Linked DNA regions of Homo sapiens: regions 1 and 3 are each linked to region 2. A link is a loop called in an ENCODE intact Hi-C map of the cell type or tissue named here. Cell type or tissue: GM12878. All regions are shown on one strand. Links, peaks and the distances in the headings refer to the core of each region. The heading gives the core; the rest is flanking DNA. Region 1 overlaps TSPAN33 (tetraspanin 33). Region 2 has its middle 36 kb from the start of TNPO3. Region 3 overlaps TNPO3 (transportin 3).

Evidence for each region. A loop is a pair of places that touch in the nucleus more often than their neighbours do. Peaks named below come from ENCODE experiments on the same cell type or tissue, not always from the same donor. Only the 100,000 strongest peaks of a DNase experiment are listed, where the experiment ranks them.
Region 1: it touches region 2 in a loop (5-fold over the local background); 3 of 110 quality-filtered maps call a loop at or near these places.
Region 3: it touches region 2 in a loop (3-fold over the local background); 3 of 110 quality-filtered maps call a loop at or near these places.

Annotation. Positions count from the first base shown.
Region 1 is chr7:129,161,794-129,168,196 of GRCh38, forward strand. It overlaps TSPAN33 (tetraspanin 33), which reads left to right. Exons shown (of 8, transcript NM_178562.5): 3 at 601-728; 4 at 1,040-1,114; 5 at 2,681-2,776; 6 at 4,985-5,113; 7 at 5,606-5,767; 8 at 5,980-6,403. The coding sequence ends at 6,081. It also overlaps the pseudogene RNY1P11. Among named protein-coding and RNA genes, the nearest start is that of TSPAN33, 20 kb to the left of the region's middle. In GM12878, for the core only: a CTCF peak has its summit at 2,319 (motif pointing right); a DNase peak (open chromatin) is centred at 5,098; H3K27ac peaks cover 2,856 bases.
Region 2 is chr7:129,088,331-129,094,733 of GRCh38, forward strand. It overlaps the pseudogene LOC112267982. Among named protein-coding and RNA genes, the nearest start is that of TNPO3, 36 kb to the left of the region's middle. RefSeq lists an enhancer at 1,528-1,677. In GM12878, for the core only: a CTCF peak has its summit at 3,354 (motif pointing left); DNase peaks (open chromatin) are centred at 1,421 and 3,341; H3K27ac peaks cover 1,684 bases.
Region 3 is chr7:128,955,468-128,961,863 of GRCh38, forward strand. TNPO3 (transportin 3) reads right to left here. Exons shown (of 23, transcript NM_012470.4): 22 at 1,757-1,848. The coding sequence ends at 1,788. Among named protein-coding and RNA genes, the nearest start is that of IRF5, 21 kb to the left of the region's middle. In GM12878, for the core only: no CTCF peak of the experiment used is centred there; no DNase peak of the experiment used is centred there; H3K4me3 peaks cover 256 bases; H3K27ac peaks cover 651 bases.

The DNA of each region.
Region 1 (6,403 bases), core at 405-5,404, 73 kb after region 2:
CCTCCTTCAGCCTGGCCCTCACACATAAGCTATGGGGCTAAAGGAGGCAGCCTCCCTGGAGCCAAATCTTCATGGTCTACGTAGGTGTCAGACCCCCCCAGGCCAGTGCCCCTGGATTTCCCTGAGCCCCTCTGAGTCTTCCAGGATATGCCTACATTTGAGGCTTAGGAAGTGTGTGAGAAAGAAGGTAGGCCCCTGGGAGCAGAGAGTCATCAAGGGCTTTAGCCCCTCCCTAGCTCTGTCCTGGAGAAACCCAACCACCATTCCTATTTCACCACACAAGTCACCAGGAAACAGAATCTGCAAAGCTGGTGAGCCTAATGCCATTCCAATTCTTTTGCGGAGCGAAAGCAGCCCCTCCTTAAGCCCAGGAATAAAGGCTTTTATTTCTTTAGTTCCTCAAATTAAATGCCACAACCCTTCTGGGCCCTTTTTGGTTCTCCCCATGGGACAGGGGTACTGCCTCCCCTTAACCTTCATCCAACCATAATGGAGATTCCCCCACCAGGGGAAGGAGAACAGTTTGGGGCACCCTCCCACCCCATCCAGGGGTTCCTCAGTGGGCACCAGGCTCAGGCTGAGGGCCGGCTCCTTTTCCAGAAGCAGCCCTAGCCTGCCTGGCAGTGGACCCTGCCATCCTGCTGATCGTGGTGGGTGTCCTCATGTTCCTGCTCACCTTCTGTGGCTGCATTGGGTCCCTCCGCGAGAACATCTGCCTCCTGCAGACGGTGAGTGGTCAAGGCCCCACTGGAAAGACCCTGGCCCTCTCCCCATCATGCCTCTTAGCCTCCCACGGCCCTTTGGTTGCCTTGTCCTACCCTACCCCCAAGCCTGTGCTGTCCACCCCTCAGTGCAGAGCTTAGCCCGGGTGACCCAGCACAGGGTGGCCACCCCCAAGACAGTGTCCCAGAGGCAGCTGCCTTTCTCATGTGTGGGGCATCTGGGAGAATTGCCTGGCAGCTCCCAGCATCCCCTTGGCCCTGGAAGGGGTTGCTGCCATGAGTGGTCCTAGACGCCTCTTCTTCCTGCTGCTCCACAGTTCTCCCTCTGCCTCACCGCTGTGTTCCTGCTGCAGCTGGCCGCTGGGATCCTGGGCTTCGTCTTCTCAGACAAGGTAACACTGGGAGCCAGGAGGCCTCCTCAGGTGTGACCCAGAGGGAGGAAGGAAGGTTCCTGCCCATGTTTAGCCTGGTTAATTAACCACAGCTCCTTCCCCTGAGAAACATCAGTCGTTGAAAAGTTCATTAGGGGTGAATGAATAGCCTGTAAACTCATCATATTTGAAGAGAATTTTAAGATCATAAGGTGCTTTCCTCTGACAGTCTGAGAAGCTAACAGGGAAGTAAATTATACAAACACAAAGTTAAAATAACTTAGAAACTTTAATAGCAAATGACAGAATCAAACTCAATAATCAAGTGGACCACTGACAATATGAAGAGCCTCTTATTTCTTTTAAAAATTGTTTATTGAGATAAACAGAAGGAAGGAAGGGGGAAGAGAACAAGATTTTGTTTTGAGGTTTATTTTTCTTTCTTTCTTTTTTTTTTTTTTTTTGGTTGTTGTTTTTGTTTTTTAAGAGATGGGAGTCTCACTAGGTTGCCAGGCTGGCCTTGAACTCCTGGGCTCAAGTGATCCTCCTGCCTCCATCTCCTAAGTCTCTGGGATTACAGTCATGTGCCACCATGATTGGCTTAATAAAAGGTTTTGAACAATGCTTGCCATATCTGGAAATGGTCTGCCATTCAGTGACAGTCCTTTTTAAGAACCAGAATGTCTTTCCCAAAAGGCAAATGATTGCCAAGGGCAGACTACAAAACTAAGGAAAGAAAATTTGAGAAAAGTAGTGGGGCAGGAAGGAAGAGACTATGGTAGAAAATTATGAAATTGGGCCAGGCGCGGTAGCTCATGCCTGTAATCCCAGCATTTTGGGAGGCTGAGGCGGGCAGATCACTTGAGGCCAGGAGTTCGAGTCCAGCCTGGCCAACATGGCGAATCCCTGTCTCTACTAAAAAACACCAAAAAAATTAGCCAGGTGTCAGGAGGCTGAGGCACAAGAATTGCTTGAACCCAGGAGAAGGAGGTTGCAGTAAGCTGAGATCGCGCCACTACACTCCAGCCTGGGCGACAGTAAAACTGTATCAAGAAAAGAAAAGAGAAAGGGAGAGGGGAGGGGAGGGGAGAAAATTATGAAATCGAGAGCCACTGAGTTAATTCCGAATTTCGTAGTCCTCCTGGCTTACAGTAAGATCCTGAAATGATGTATTAAATAGCTCTGTTTTGAGTCTAAAGAGATGCAATTATCTAGTGTCCACTAGAGGGCAGTGCCTCAGCTCAGTAAGCTACTTTCTGCTAAAAAAATTAAAAATTAGTTTGTTTTTATCAGTCAACAAGTATTTTGTGATAATAGCATTCAGAGATAGATACACATTGGTATATCTTGAAATGTGTCTCTGAAAAGCTTCAACAGCAGGTCCAGCATTTCTCCTGCCCACTGGTACCTGAGGGCCCTGGGATGGGCTTTGGAACTGAACCGGCTATCTTCCACCATTAGGACTCGGTTCTGATTTCAAGGCAGACTCAGTTAAGAAGGATGATCCCTGTCTACTGTTATTTTTGCTGGAAGGAGCAAGTTAGGGATTAGTCCTGTGTTCTGATTCCTTGCCCATGTCTCCGGCAGGCTCGAGGGAAAGTGAGTGAGATCATCAACAATGCCATTGTGCACTACCGAGATGACTTGGATCTGCAGAACCTCATTGATTTTGGCCAGAAAAAGGTATGGGTCAGCCAGTGGTCTGGGGGACTGTGGGTAAAAGTGAATGTCATCCCAAGAGATGCCTCACCCTCTATGCCTGTGGGGCTCTTCATTACCTGCCAGGTAATGGCTTCTGGGAAGGGGTTTGGCAAAAAAGCACACGTAGCAGAGTGCTTTAAATGTACTTTTAAAGACACAGAACAGTATATATAGTAATCTACTGTGTTATAAATGGTTACCTACAGGGGGTGAGGAACTGGGCAGATTCTTGAATATTACCTCTTCAAAAGTGACATTTTAGGCTGGTCCAAAGGGAGTGAGTTATCTCATTTGATTGTTCACAGTCAGCTACAGATCCAACTCCTTGTTCTACTCTTTCCCCCCTTCTCACTGCTGCACTTGACTAGACTAAAAAAAAGAAAATTACATTTAAAAAATTGTGATAAAATTTACATAATGTAAAATTTACCATTTTTAAGCATACAGATCCGTGGCATGAAGTACCTTCAATTGTTGTGCAACCATCACCACCATCTCCAGAACGCTCATCTGCCCCAGATGAAACTCTGTATCCATCAAACACTAACTCCCCATTTCCTCTCTTGAATCTCTGTATCCATCAAACACTAACTCCCCATTTTCCTCTCTTGAAACTCTGTATCCATCAAACACTAACTCCCCATTTTCCTCTCTTGAAACTTTGTATCCATTAAACACTAACTCCCCATTTTCCTCTCCTGAAATTCTGTATCCATTGAACACTAAAGCCCCATTTTCCTCTCCTCCAGCAACCACCATTCTACTTTCTGTCTGTAAATTTGACAACTCTAGGTACCTCAAATGAAGGGACTCACGGTATTAATGCTTTTTTGAGTGGGTTATTTCACTTAGCATGTCTTCAAGTTTCATCTCTGTTTTGGCATGTGCCACAACTGCCTTCCTTTTGAAGGCTGAATAATATTCTGTTGTATGTATATGCCACATTTTGTTTATCCATTCATTCACCAGTGGAGAAAAGGGTTGCTTCCACCGTTCGGCTACTGTGAACAAGGCTGCTATGAATCAAAAGTTAACAATTAGGCCAGGCATGGTAGCTTACATCTGTAATCCCAGCACTTTGGGAGGCCAAGGCAGGCAGATCATTTGAGGTCAGGAGTTTGAGACTAGCCTGGCCAACATGATGAAACCCTGTTTCCACCAAAAATACAAAAATTAGCCGGGTTTGGTGGCGCACACCTGTAGTCCCAGCTACTCAGGAGGCTGAGGTGCGAGAATAGCTTGAATTTGGGAGTTGGAGGTTGCAGTGAGCCAAGATCATGCCATTGCACTCCAGCCTGGGTGACAGACAGAGACTCCGTCTCAAAAATAAATAAGTGAAAAATAAAAGTTAACTTTTTTTTTTCCCTGAGACGGAGTCTTGCTCTGTTACCCAGGCTGGAGTACAATGGCGTGATCTTGGCCCACTGCAACATCCGCCTCCTGGGTTCAAGTGAATCTGCCTGCCTCAGCCTCCTGAGTAGCTGGGATTACAGGTGCCTGCCAAACCACGCCCAGCTAATTCTTGTATTTTTAGTAAAGATGGGGTTTTGCAATATTGGCCAGGCTGGTCTTGAACTCCTGACCTCAGGTGATCTGCCCTCCTCGGCCTCCCAAAGTGCTGGGATTACCGGTGTGAGCCACAGCACCTGGCCAAAAAAGTTAACTTTTAAGTAAAAGTGCTTCTGAGACAAGTCCTGAGTTCCCCTTCCTCTGGTGCAATAGACACTTGACTTTGAGATCCAGTTGGCTCTCATGGAGTAATGATTGACTCACAATATTGAAGATTCCTCCCCTGTGTTTTCTCTATCTTAAGGAGAAGTTTTTCAGCACTGATACTGTAATTATTTCAGCCAATACTTTTGATCACTTCCATTTGCCTGCAAAGCCAGAAACTTCTCTCAAGAAGATTATAGCTGAGTATGTAAAACAAAATATATGTACAACTGTAATACCAACAAGCACAGTGGTAAGTTATAACAAGATATACGAAGTAATAGAAATTAAGAAGTGAGAATATCTTCAGGCGAAGGCAACTGGGAAGCTGGAGCTCAAAGTTTAAGGCTGTGTTAAAACACAACCTAAAGTTCCCAGTAGAAGCTTGCTATAGACTTTTGGTGGCTCTGAGAATTCCCCTGGTCACCTCAGTGTGAGGGGTGGGTGATTCTTAACCTCTGGTGGGTTTTGTTGCAGTTTAGCTGCTGTGGAGGGATTTCCTACAAGGACTGGTCTCAGAACATGTATTTCAACTGCTCAGAAGACAACCCCAGTCGAGAGCGCTGCTCTGTGCCTTACTCCTGTTGCTTGCCTACTCCTGACCAGGTGAGCCAGCATCCTGCCTCATTTCCTCCTAGGCAGCGAGCTGAGTCACTTTCTGATGGGGGCAGCTGCTACTGGGGATCCCCATCCCCTAGCTTCACCGATCAGTCATGTGGGACAGCTGTCAGGTGTTTTTCTTCACCCCAACCTGATGCTTCTATTAACCTCATACTCATGTAGTCCACATGGAGTTCAGAAGGGACAGATTTAAGTTTTAAGTTCAGATTCAGTACCTGTGCAGGTTTGTTATATAAGTAAACTTGTGTCTTAGGGGTTTGTTGTACAGATTATTCCACCACCCAGAGCAAAGAGACCTGGATCCTGACCTCTCAGAGGAAGGGAAGTCTGCATTTGGCAACTTCCAACCCAATATCCTCCACATATATTCTCTGACAATTTAGGAGTTTGGGAAGGGTGGGAAGCCCATCAGCTAAGGCCCCAAACAAAAAGTTATTGGAATTACAGTCCCAATTGGCTTTTCAACTCTTTCCCCAGGCAGTGATCAACACTATGTGTGGCCAAGGTATGCAGGCCTTTGACTACTTGGAAGCTAGCAAAGTCATCTACACCAATGGCTGTATTGACAAGTTGGTCAACTGGATACACAGCAACCTATTCTTACTTGGTGGTGTGGCTCTAGGCCTGGCCATCCCCCAGGTAACTTACCCTGTGAGACTTGTTGGTCCCACACACTCTGTAAAGACTCCTTTGTTTTGGGGAAGGCACCTGGGGATCAGCGAGGGTGTCAGGCACTGACATGGCTGAGGGGTAGGGAAAGGGATAGTGCTGGCCGCACTGGGAAGATCGAGCCAGGGAAAACAAGGCCATCACTCACTGCTGAGTGCCCAATTCCTTCTTGCCTCTCCCAGCTGGTGGGAATTCTGCTGTCCCAGATCCTAGTGAATCAGATCAAAGATCAGATCAAGCTACAGCTCTACAACCAGCAGCACCGGGCTGACCCATGGTACTGAGAATCCATCCTGCACCTCCTCACCATGGAAACTGGCAAGCCTCATAAACGAACAGCAGTGGGTGCTGAAAGCAGCACCAAATGGAGATTTGGATTCCAGCCCCCCAGTGACAGCCCAGTGGGAAGAAGCAAACTCCAGATGGGCAGAAGGCAGGGTGCACAGGTGGCTCCAGTCTCAGGAGGATGCGCCTCCTCTCCCCCATCCCAGCCCTCAGCATTGTGCCAGAGTGATACCCTTAAGTGTTTGGGTTTATGTTTTCAGTTTTGTTTGGGAAACAGCAGTTGCACAGAGAGTTGGGGGTACTGCTGCTGCCTTTTCACCG
Region 2 (6,403 bases), core at 521-5,520:
TGCCTCAATAAAGTTGAGGAAGAAAACAATAAAGCTACTATGAACATTTGTGTGCAAGTCTTTGTATGAATATGTGCTTTTTTTGGGTGAATACACAGAGGTGGAAAGGCTAGATCATATGGTAAGTATGTTTAACTTTTTAAGAAACTGATCAGCTGTTTTCCAAAGTGGTTTTATCATTTTACATTCCCACCAACAGTGTATGAGAGTTCTAGTTCCTCTGCACTCTTATTAACACATGGTTTTAATCAGACATCTAATAGGTATGCAGTAGTTTCTGATTGTGATTTTAATTTATATTTCCTTAATGTGAATAATGTTGAACATCTTTTCATGTGCTTATTTGCCATCCATTTTTTTGGTGAAATAACTGTTTAGATCTGTTGCCTACTTTTTGAAAAAAAGTTGAATTCTTTGCTCTTATTTGATTTCCAAAGTTCTTTATATATTCTGGATACACATCCTTTATCAGATATGGGCTTTGCAAATATTTTCTCCCAGTCAGTGGCTGGTCTTTTCATTCTTCTCATGGCATCTTTTCAGGAAAAGAAGTTTTTAATTTTGATGAAGTCCAATTTATCAAATTTATTTCCTATTGACTGTGCTTTTAGTGTAATATCTAAGACATATTATCTAATTAAAGGTCACAAAGATTTTACTTCTATGTTTTCTAGAAGTTTTATAGTTTTAGATTTTACACTTAGGTGCATAATCGATTTTGACTTAATTTTTATACGTGGTATAAGGTATGAATTGAAGTTCTTTTTTTCTTTTTTTGCATATAGCTATCCAACTGTTCTAGCCCAACTCACTGAAACTATTCATTAGAAATTATCCTTTCTCATTGCCTTTGGGTCTTTTTAAAAATCAATTGTATATGTGTGTGTATGTGTGTCTGAACTTTCTATTCTGTTCCATTTGATCTGTTCTATTTGAGCTGTCTATCATGATGTTAATAGCACCTCATCTTGATGACTATTATTTTTTATGAAGCCTTGAAATCAGGTGGTGTTAGCCCTCCAACTTTGTTATTCTCTTTCAAAGATGTTTTGGCTAATCTAGATCCTTTGCATTTTCATGGGAATTTTTAGACAGTTTGTCAGTTTCTATAATTTTTTTTTCCCTGTAAAGCTGAGACAGAAACCCAGGGCTCTGAGGTCAGTCTGCCTAGGTTCAAGTTTTATCTTTACCTCTTCATAACTGTCTGACTTTGGCCAAGTTACCTAACTTCTCTGCAATTCCATTTCTCATTCACAAAGCTGAAATAATAATATTATCAATCTCATGGGGTTGTGAAAGGGCTTAGATGAAGTAATGCAGATAAGGCTGAGAGAATGAAAATACAAACAGACAATGGCCAGATCATATATGACAATAGAACTCTGGGCCACAACCTCTGCAGCAACCCATCCAGGAAGCCAAACCACAGCCTCTGCAGCAATCATCCCAGAACAGTCAGAACTTGACCAAGTCAGTAAGTGCAGCTGCCCTAACTTCTGCCCCCACTTCCAACTCAGGACCAAGCACAGAAAGCCAAATATGGTCCCCAATCCAATCACACTGGATGCTCAATTTCTAGTCAGCCTACCTCTAGCTTTCCCATGCCAACAAGCTCCAATCAAGGCATAGCTGAAGACTTCCCTTTTTTTCACTATAAAGCTTTGCACAGCCCTGCCTGCCTGAGTCTCTGACAAATGCGAGTGATGGTGGCTGAGACCCTGGCTAAAGCAAGCGCTGAATAAACAGCTTCTGTTTCTTCTCACTTGGGTGGTTTTTGTTTATTTCCACAGTGCTTAACACTGTGCTCGCAGAGTTAGTGATTGCCCAATACATTTTATATAGAGCAGTAGAATTGCTTTGTCGTATGAAACTTTAAAAAGAATTCCAATAGATAAATAAAAGTGGCATTTCAACCGTTTATTTTATCTAAGTCAGCCAGTAATAAAGGTAGGACTTTTGCAGTGATCTCAATAACATTAAATGAACATGATGGCTGATCCTTGCAACCACAAGGTTTTTTAAAATCCTGATTCACATAATAAGAAGTTGCAAATGCCAAATTTCTGTTTTCTTTTAAACAGGTCACTTTGCAATTAAATATTTGCAGAACCTCTGAAGCACCTCTTCAAAACTCTAGGGCTCTCAGAAACGTGGAGTAAAAACTTACCCTGATGTGAGGTCAGGGTACAGGGTCTTGATTTCAGTCCTAGTGATGCTGCCACTCTGCCGGATAACCTTGGGCATGACACTTGACCTCTGAGATTTGTTCCTCCCTTGTAAATGGAAAGAGCTGAACTAAAGAACTTCTCAAAATTTAGTGCGCATGGATAACCACATGTATATACTGGAGGAGGGTGCGTGCCCATTTAAAATGTAGGTTTCTGACCCACCCAGTGGCGTCTGAGTCAGGGTCCTGGAATCTGCATTTTAACAAGCACAGCTGATTCTGGTGCTAGTGACAATTGGGCACAATTTGAGCAGCACAGGAGCAAATGGTCTTTTAGGTCCCTTCTGGCTCTGATGTGTGTGATTCAGGTGAGGTTGTTGAAGAGAAGTGGGCTGCAGCATTGGGAAAGGAAAAGTGAAGGAGAAAACCATTCAACAGTGGGGAAAATTTTGTTTTTTTAAAAAGCCTATTGTGTCAATATTCTACTTTATTTCTTTTTTCTTTTCTTTTCTTTTCTTTTCTTTTTTTTGAGAAGGAGTCTCGCTCTGTCGCCCAGGCTGGAGTGCAGTGGTGGGATCTTTGCTCACTGCAACCTCCACCTCCCAGGTTCAAGCGATTCTCCTGCCTCAGCCTCCCGAGTAACTGGGATTACGGGCACCCACCACCACGCCTGGCCAATTTTTGTATTTTTAGTAGAGACAGGGTTTCCCCATGTTGGCCAGGCTGGTCTTGAACTCCTGACCTCAAGTAATCGGCCTGCCTCGACCTCCCAAAGTGCTGAGATTACGGATGTGAGCCACCGTGCCCGGCCAGCATTCCACTTTTGAAAGCCCCCGTGACCCTGGTCCAGAAGGACTTTGATTCCTGGCCCTGGTCTTCAAGCTCTTTGCAGAGGCAATGCACATTTTATTCTCCATGAGACCACAGGAAGAAAAAAAAACACCCTCAAATTTCCCAACCCCATGCCCTAAATTTCAATGCGCCAGAGATGAAATGCAACTTGCGAAATGCCTCCCTGCTCTTCTGCTCCACAGTTTCTCCATAGCTTGGCTTGGGGCAGGAGGGGACAGAGGAGGGTTTGGCCAGTCGGGGGTCTAGCCCTCAAAGCCAGATTAAACCCAGGCCACAGCGACTCCTCTCAATTCTGCAATTGGGTCCCAGCTCAGTGTGGCCATATCGCCCTCTTGCGGTAGAAAGCGGGACTCCGCCTGGCTAGGGGAACAGACGCCAGGGGCTGACTGTAACAAAGACCGGAAGCTCTTCTTGGATCCAAGGCAGGTGCAAGGAGGGAAAAAAGGTATCACCAGAGGGACGCTCTTCATTATGACTTTTTCTCTTTTTCCTCACCCTTTCTGCTTCCCAAACCCAGTTCTCCCACTTATCGTTGCCCACTATTAAAAACTGCTTTGTAATGAGAAAACCTGCAGTTTACAAGGTGTTTTCACAAACTTCATCTTATGTAAGCCACTCTCACTGCCTTTTCTCACTTCTCTTCCTCTTCCAGAATGAGAAGAAAAAAATGGAAAAAACAACAAACAAACAACAACAACAAAAAAAAACTGAAAAAAAATTACAAATGCCTTTCTAGTATTTTGCAAAAGGGTAGGCCTGCCCACACCCTTGGTTTAGGTTCCAGGACCAGTTATCTTGGAGCTGAGATCATAACCTTCACCCCTGTAAGGACCCCTTAGCTTTGTGGTCACAAATAGAGTCTTAAACTTGCCAGGGCTTGGTCACAAGAAGAGAGAGCAAAACATATGACCAAAGCGGCACAAGGCCGCTAAACAATTATTTTTGTTTCATCAACTGTTTTTTTTTTTTTAAGAGACAGGGGTCTCAGTGTGTTGCCCAGGCTGGACTTGAACTCCTGGGCTCAAGCAGTCCTCCCACCTCGGCCTCCCAAGTAGCTAGGATTACAGGTACACACTAGTGTACCTAGTGTACAGTAGTGTAACTAGTCTGGCTAGTTAATTAACTTTTAATTTAATTTAATTTTGAGATGGAGTCTCCCTCTGTCGCCCAGGCTGGAGTGCAGTGGCTCGATCTTGGCTCACTACAACCTCCACCTTCCGGGTTCAAGCGATTCTCCTGCCTCAGCCTCTCGAGTAGCTGAGACTACAGGGGAGTGCCACCACGCCCGGCTAATTTTTTGTGTTTTTAGTAGAGACGGGGTTTCACCATGTTAGCCAGGATAGTCTCGATCTCCTGACCTTGTGATCCACCAGCCTCAGCCTCCCAAAGTGCTGGGATTACAGGCATGAGCCACCGCGCCAGGCCTATTTTTTTGAGATGGAGTCTCACTCTGTCACCCAGGTGGGAGTGCAGTGGTGCTGATCTTGGCTCACTGCAAACGCTGCCTCCAGGGTTCAAGCGATTCTCTTGCCTCAGCCTCCCGAATAGCTGGGATTACAGGCATGTACCACCACACCCAGCTAGTTAATTAACTTAAAAAAATAATAATCAAATTATGGGCTGGCCGTGGTGGTTCAGGCCTGTAATCCCAGCACTTTGGGAGGCTGAGGCGAGTGGATCACTTGAGATCAGGAGTCCCAGACCAGCCCGGCCAACATGGTGAAACCCCATCTCTACCAAAAACACAAAAATTAGCCGGGCATGGTGGCGTGCACCTGTAGTCCCAGCTACTCAAGAGGCTGAGGCAGGAAAATCGCTTAAATCCGGGAGGCAGAGGTTGCACCAGGTAGAGATTGCACCACTGCACTCCAGACTGGGTGACAGAGCAAGACTCCATCTAAAAAAAAAAATTAATCAAATTATAACAAAAATTGAAAAATGCACAAATCATAAATGTACCATTCAAATAATTTTCACAGAGTACACCTGTGTAACTAAGCCTCCAGATCAAAAAAGAGAACATTACCAGCATTCCCTAATGCCCCCCTTCATGTTCCTCCCAGTCACAAATCACCCCCACTGTAACTCCTATTATGATTTTTAACATCATAGATTAATTTTATCTGCTTTTGAATTTCATATAGAAGGAATCACACAATATGTACTCACATATATGCCTTTTGCTGAGCACTGTGAATTAATCTATGTTGTTGCACACCATTCTTTCCTATTGTGCTAGTATGCCATTGTAGAAATATACCACAATGTATCCATTTTATTCATGGTAGACATTTTGGATATTTATAGTTTAGGGCTATTATAAGAGTGCTTCTTTGAACATTCTTGTATTCAAGAAAAAACAGCATTTTCTAGAGTGATCAAAGGGATTAATGGGACATTTATATACCTAGAAACATGATTTATATATATGGATATAAGAAAACAACAGGCATTATGAATCCTATTTATTTATTGAACTTCCATGTTTATTGCAGCACTATTGATGATAGCCAAGATTAAAAATCAACCTAAAAATGTCCATAATCAAATGAATGGGTAAAGAAAATGTGGTGTATATACACAATGGAGTATTATTCAGCCATAAGAAAAGAAAATCTTGTCATTTTCAATCATGTGGATGAACCTGGAGGACATTATGGTAATTGAAATAAGCCAGACACAGAAAAACAAATACCTCATAATCTCACTCATATGTGGAATCTAAACAAGTTGACCTCATTGAATCAGAGAGCAGAATGGTGGTTACCAGAGGCTGGGGTTTTACGGGGAGGTTTGGGGAGATGTCTGCCAAAGCACACCTAATTACAGTTAGATAGGAGGAATAAGCTCAAGAGATCTGTCACACAGCATGATGACTGTAGTTAATGATGATATATTCTATCTTTGAAGAATGCTAAGACACTTGATGTTAAGTGCTGTCACTACAAAAATCATAACTCTGTGAGGTAAAGCACTTAATTGGCTAGAATTAAGCATTCAACAATGTATATATACTTCAAAACATCATGTTGTAAATGATAAATGCATAAAATTTTATCTGACAATTTAAAAAGTAAATAAATTATATATCAATATCTATCTACCTATATATAGCTACATATATATATATATATATATATATATATATATATTTTTTTTTTTTTTTTTTTTTCCTTGAGACAGGGTCTCAAGGTCACCCAGGTTGGAGTGCAGAGGTGAAATTATGGCTCACTGCAGTCTCTACCTCCTGTACTCAAGCGATCCTCCCACCTCAGTCTCCCAGCTAGGTGGAACTAGAGGCGTGCACCATCATGCCTGGCTGTTCGGAGGGTGTGTGTAGAGACAGGATCTCACTATGTTGTACCGGCTGGGTCTTGAATTCCT
Region 3 (6,396 bases), core at 1-5,000, 130 kb before region 2:
TATTTCCTCAGGTACCTCATTCTGAAGTCTGCCAATAAGAACTCAGAAAAAATAAACAAATAAATAAAAGTCTGGCGTTTTAACTTGTGGGTTCAAGGGAGCTACTGCTTTAATGAGACACCGTCTGCAGTGTGCTTCCAATGCTGAGTGTGCTGTGGAAACAAGGGATGATGTGTCAGGAGGGCAAAGAGCCAGCAGGTCCAGGCCTCCCATTCCAAAGCAACCAGGGAAGCTTTGCCTCAGTCTGCTAAATCCCACAGGCTTCATGTCGATTTTATTTTGAAAGAAGGCTTTGCCTACTAATAACAGTTGAAAACAAAACAAAACAAAACACCAATTTAGATGCTATCGAAAGGATACTGTATTAAGCGGAGTGGTTCAAAGTGAGGACTCTGGTACCAGAATATCTACATGTGAATTCTGGCTCCACGAATAACTGTCAGGCAAATTGTTAAACATTGTTGAACCTCAATTTCCTCATTTGTAAAATGGGAAAAATAGTAACAAATCCAGAAAAGCAGATGAGGATTATCTTAGTTAATACATCTAAAACACTTAAAACAGTGCCCTGACACACAGTAAGGGCACAATAAAAGTTAACCATGAACACCTACAGCTGTCCATGAGCAACCTTATGAGGTGTATCAATGTCAGCTAACCCAGACACCATGCAAAACCAGGACATCCCAAATGATATTATTACTCATTAAAACAATCAAAGTTGAGAAATGATTTTGGGTGTGGCAAGGCACTGCTGAACATCACTTTTACCTATGAATGCATTTAACACAGAAACTACCAGTGAGTGCTACAGATTCATCAAGAATTGCCTCCTGGGAGAAGAAACTCACCTTGAGACATCAAAGGGTGGGCTTAGAGGAGAGCTACCTTTCTTCTCTCCATCAAGAAACTGGCACCCAAATTCTACTACCCACTCCTTTCAGCTAAGCTTCTTGCTTTGCTTCAGAACCAGGAGACGGAAAGCACGTGGAGAAAAGTGCTCATCGGGAGCCAAAGATGCTCCTCCTCTCCTGTAAGGGCCAAGCATCCCTAACAGCTGAAACTTTTTGAACGCTGATATGACCCTCAAGCGAATGAGCATTGGAGCATTTTGGATTTTGGATTTTTGGATTAGGAATGCTCAACTGGTGTGCATTCTGCAAATATTCCAAAATCCCAAAAAATCCAAAATTGAAAAACACTTCTGAAAGTGTTTTTTCCTCCGAAATCCCAAGCATTTCGGATAAGGGATATTCAATTCATACCTCCTGCCCTGGTCAAAACCTGGCACTTCAGCATTCAGGTCATAAAAGTGATAAGAATAAGCTCTTTGCTCATTACATCTGGAGGGTCAGTTTTAGGAGACTGGCACCACATATAACAGTCAACTTGAGGTTGTTTTCGCCAAAGTGGCCAGGTTAAAAATACTTATTTGTTTGTTGCCATGTACACTTACCATCTTAGAAGTGTCTGTAAGGGGAAGGGGGAAGAAAATGTTTCAATGCACTGTGTAACAGTTACTTTCTTATGGAGGTGAAAATGGTACCCCAAAGACACTGACAATTACTGGCTGCCCAGGCCCAAGAAAATCCGGGCCCTGTATATTCCAGCTGTTCACCACAGTTAAACTGCTGAGTCCTTCCCTGACTCTAGCTATAAGACTGGTCCCATGATAGGCATTAAAACCTATCCCCATTCCCAGGCATCCCCAACAGTCCGACAGTCCGGACAAAAGCTGGGAACTATGTATCCTCACCTGGGTGACAGGCACAGTGCAGGAGTGTGAGCTATCGAAACAACCTGGTGAAGTCTCGCAAGGCCCAGCAAACTTGTTTACATTCCTCAGCACTAGAAAAGAAAAGGTAGGTTGGTCCTTGACTGAGGAGAAAGACAGAATATGCTGAAAAACAACTGCAACATTGGGGCACACTGAGAACCGTCCCAACTCTGCTAGGAGCTCTCTCCATCGTCTCCTGAGCGATCCTGGCTTCAGATCTTTCTGTAATTCAGGGCAAAAATTATTATATATGAGAAAAGTTATAAGCTTGGTGGTCTTCAAAGGGTGTACTCTGGACACAAACTGCCCGAGTTTGAATCTTGGCTCCACTGTGCCCTTGAACAAGTTACCAATCTTTGTCTCAGTTTCCTCATCTATTAATATTATCTACTTCATAACACTGTTTAGAGGATTAAAATCGTCCACATACAGAGTGCTTATGAAAATAGAGCAGTGAACAAAATAGTATTCAATAAATGTAGGCTGCTACAACAACACTTGGTTGCTACGGCTCTCATAAGTTTCCTCATTCTCTTCCAAAGATAGATTTTGTTTACAAAGGCCGGTCTAGCAACTAAGTCTCCACCAGTCATTGATTTTCTAGTTGAACAGGCTGCTCAGGATTTCCTCCTGTGGGAGGAGGAGGGAGAGAGGAAAGGGTTAAAGCATGTAGAAAGAGAGACAAAGCAGGAGATGCCTATGTGATATGAATAGCCCAATATTCAACTGACCCTGTTTTTTCAAAAGCCCCCCGACCTCCCTTTGTCCAAAACTGTCACCAAGAAACCAGCTGATGCCAGCTTCATTCTACTGTATCTGTCTTCATAACAGTTTTTGCTAAATGAACATAAGGCTAAGCTAAAAGCTAAAGCAGTGGAGAAGGAAGCACTTCCTTTTTTTTTTTTTTTTTTTTTTTGATATGGAGTCTTGCTCATGTCATCCAGGCTGGAGTGCAATGGCACGATCTCAGCTCACTGCAACTTCCGCCTCCCAGGTTCAAGCGATTCTCCTGCCTCAGCCTCCCCAGTAGCTGGGATCACAGGTGCCCACCACCACGCCCGACTATTTTTTTGTATTTTTAGTAGAGATGTGGTTTCACCATGTTGGCCAGGCTGGTCTCGAACTCCTGACCTTGTGATCCGCCCGCCTCGGCCTCACAAAGTGCTGGGATTACAGGCATGAGCCACCGCGCCCAGCCAGGAAGCAATTCTTAATATGCTTGCCTTCCTGTAGCCCTCTCCCTGGCTCAACTAACTCAGATACCAGTGCCTACAGCCAAGGATTCAATGCAGATGAAAACACACTTTCCATCTCATAATGGTTAAACACCAGGGGAGGAAACTGCTCTAAGCGATCCAACAGAAAAGGTGAAAATAGAGCTATCCATTTAGGTTCCTACATCCAGATTTCCCCATCCATTGTAAGTTCTGAAACATCATTAAGAACCTTGACTTAGACTCCATGACTTGATTCAACAGAACATTCTAGAAACTTTCTTCTAGTCTCTCCATCCTAAAAATGTAATGAAAATAAGGCAGGTGGCCAGGCACAGTGGCTCATGCTTGTAATCCCAACACAGGGAGACCCCGTCTCTACAAATAATTTAAAACTTAGCTGGGTGTGGTGGTGCACACCTGTGGTCCCAGCTACTCACGAGGCTAAGGCAGGAGGATAACCTGAGCTGGGGAGGTTGAGGTTGCAGTGAGCCATGATTGTGCCACTGCACTCCAGGCTGGGCAACAGAGTGAGACCCTGTCTCAAAAAAAAGAAAAAAGAAAGAAAATGAGAAAGGTCTTTTGGCTTTATTGGAATTGCCATTACCTCTGTGGATTTAATAAGCTTCAATTTAAGTGTTACATTTCTCATTTTACTTCCAAATTAATACTGACTGTTAAGGAGGCAGCCAGGGTATGTGAGCCCATATCACTCATGCTCCCAATGTCAGGAAGGAGGAAGATCTGTAACCCAAGAGAAGTTGCTATGTGGTGTGTTATCACAAGGGACTAGGATAACAGAAAACCCTGAAAGTTAGGACAGTGCTGGAGACCGAGATTTTTTTGCTATCCTAATGTCTTACATGTTTTAAATTTTACCCTTCCTCAAGAGACTTCTGTTTTGTTTTGTTTTCAGAACAGATAGAAACAGGGTCTCATTGTGTTGCCCAGGCTGCTCGAACCTCTGGGCTCAAGCTATCGTCCTGCCTCAGCCTCCAAAGTGCTGTGATTACAGGCGTGAGTCACTGTGCCCAGCAGAGACTTTGGAAATGATAACTTCACAGCCTCCTTTGTGGCACATGAGAAAAAGTATTGAAACTGAAATGCAAGTGTGGGAGAACTTTAGTGCGATAGGGTGAAATGAGGGACAGGTGACACTGTCAACTTGGCTTCTGCCCCAATCCTATCTGCAAGTGCTTTGGTGTCAAACACTTCAGCCAAATGTTTAACTGAAGTGTCCTTGGTGGGGAGCCCATAGAAATGGATCAAAAAGCTCCTTGAGGCCGGGCGCGGTGGCTCACACCTGTAATCGCAGCACTTTGGGAGGCCAAGGCGGGTAGATCACCTGAGGTCAGGAGTTTGAGACCAGCCTGGCCAACATGGTGAAATCCATCTCCACTAAAAAGACAAAAATTAGCCGTGTGTGGTGGTGGGCACCTGTGATCCCAGCTACTCGGGAGGCTGAGGCTGGAGGATCGCTTGAACCCAGGGGGTGGAGGTTGCAGTGAGCTGAGATCACACCACCGCACTTCAGCCTGGGCGACAGAGCAAGACTCCGTCTCAAAAAAACGAAAAAGCTCCATGAATGTTAGAACTATAGTTATGTGCTACAATGATGTTTTGGTCAATGATGGACTGCATGTATGACAGTGATCCTATGAGTATAATAGAGATGAACAACTGCATGTTGCGTTACTCACATGCTTGTGGTGATGCTGGTATAAACAAACCTACTGCACTGCCAGTCATATAAAAGGACAACACAAACAATTATCTACAGTATACAATAATTGATCATAAGCAACTATATTACTGGGTTATGTATTTACTATACTACACTTTTTATCATTAATTTAGAGTATATTCCTTCTACTTACAAAAAAAAAAAATTTACTGTAAAACAGCCTCAGGCAGGTCCTTCGGGAGGGATTCCAGAAGAAGACATTGTTATCCTAGGAGATGGCAACTCCATGTGTGTTACTGCCCTTGAAGACCTTCTAAGTGGGACAAGATGTAAAAAGGTGGAAGACAGTGATATTGATGATCTTGACCCTGTGTAGGTCTAGGCTAATATGTGTTTGTGTCTTAGCTTTTAACAAAAAAGTTTAAAAGCTAAAAAAAAAAAATAAAGTAATTTTAAGAATAGAAAAAAGCTTATAAAGATATAAAGAAAAAATTTTTTAATGAGCTGTACAATTTGTGTTTTAAGCTAGGTGTTATTACAAAGGAGTCCAAGAGTTAAAAAAAATTTAGTTTATAAAGTAAAAAAGTTACAGTAAGCAAGAGTTAATTTATTATTATTATTATTATTATTATTTTGAGACAGAGTCTCACTCTGTCGCCCAGGCTGGAGTGCGGTGGCACAATCTCGGCCCACTGCAACCTCTGTCTCCCAGGTTCAAGCGATTCTCCAGCCTCAGCCTCCTGAGTAGCTGGGATTACAAGTGCCCACCACCACGCCTGGCTAATTTTTTAAATTTTTAGTAGAGATGGGGTTTCACCATGTTGGCCAGGCTGGTCTCAAACTCCTGACCTCAAGTGATCTGCCTGCCTCGGCCTCCCAAAGTGCTGGGATTACAGGCATGAGCCACCGCGCCTGGCCAAGGGTTAATTTATTATTGATGAAAAAAATTTTTTTATAAATTTAGTGTAGCCTAAGTATACAGTATCTATAAAAAGTCTACAGTAGTATACGGTAATGTCCTAGGCCGCCTATTCACTCACCACTCACTCACTGACTCACCTAGAACAACTTCCAGTTCTGCAAGTTCCATTCATGGTAAGTGCCCTCATACAGGTATACCTTTTTTTTTCTCTTTTATACTGTATTTTTACTGTACCTTTTCTATGTTTAGATATGTTTGGATATACAAATTCTTACCATTGTGTTACAATTGCCTACAGTATTCAGTACAGTAACCTGCTATACAGGTTTGTAGCCTAGGAGCAATAGGCTACACTATATAGACCAGGTGTCCGGTAGGCTATACCATCTAGGTTTGTAGAAGTATACTCCATGACGTTTGCACAACAACTAAACCACCTAATGACACATTTCTTGGAACATATCCCCATCATTAAGTAACACATGACTGTATTTTCTGTCTCGGTCCTTCTGACGTTTGATATTTCTTAGCTTTCTATTTATTTACTTTTTTAACTGCCAGTATTTTTTAGATTCTGTTTTCTGGCTTCTAGTCCCCAAATTCCTATCCTTCCACCATATTTCTGAAAGCTTTTATGGTCACTATTTCTCGAGCCCCATAAGATTACTAGAGGAGTGCTGAGAAATGAGATCCTTTTGATCCGATGACCTGGTAGGTAACAGAAAATAATGAAACTCTGATGACTTGACTAGGGATTCAACCCCTTACTGGCCTCTAATTCCAGTATCAATGCTTCCCA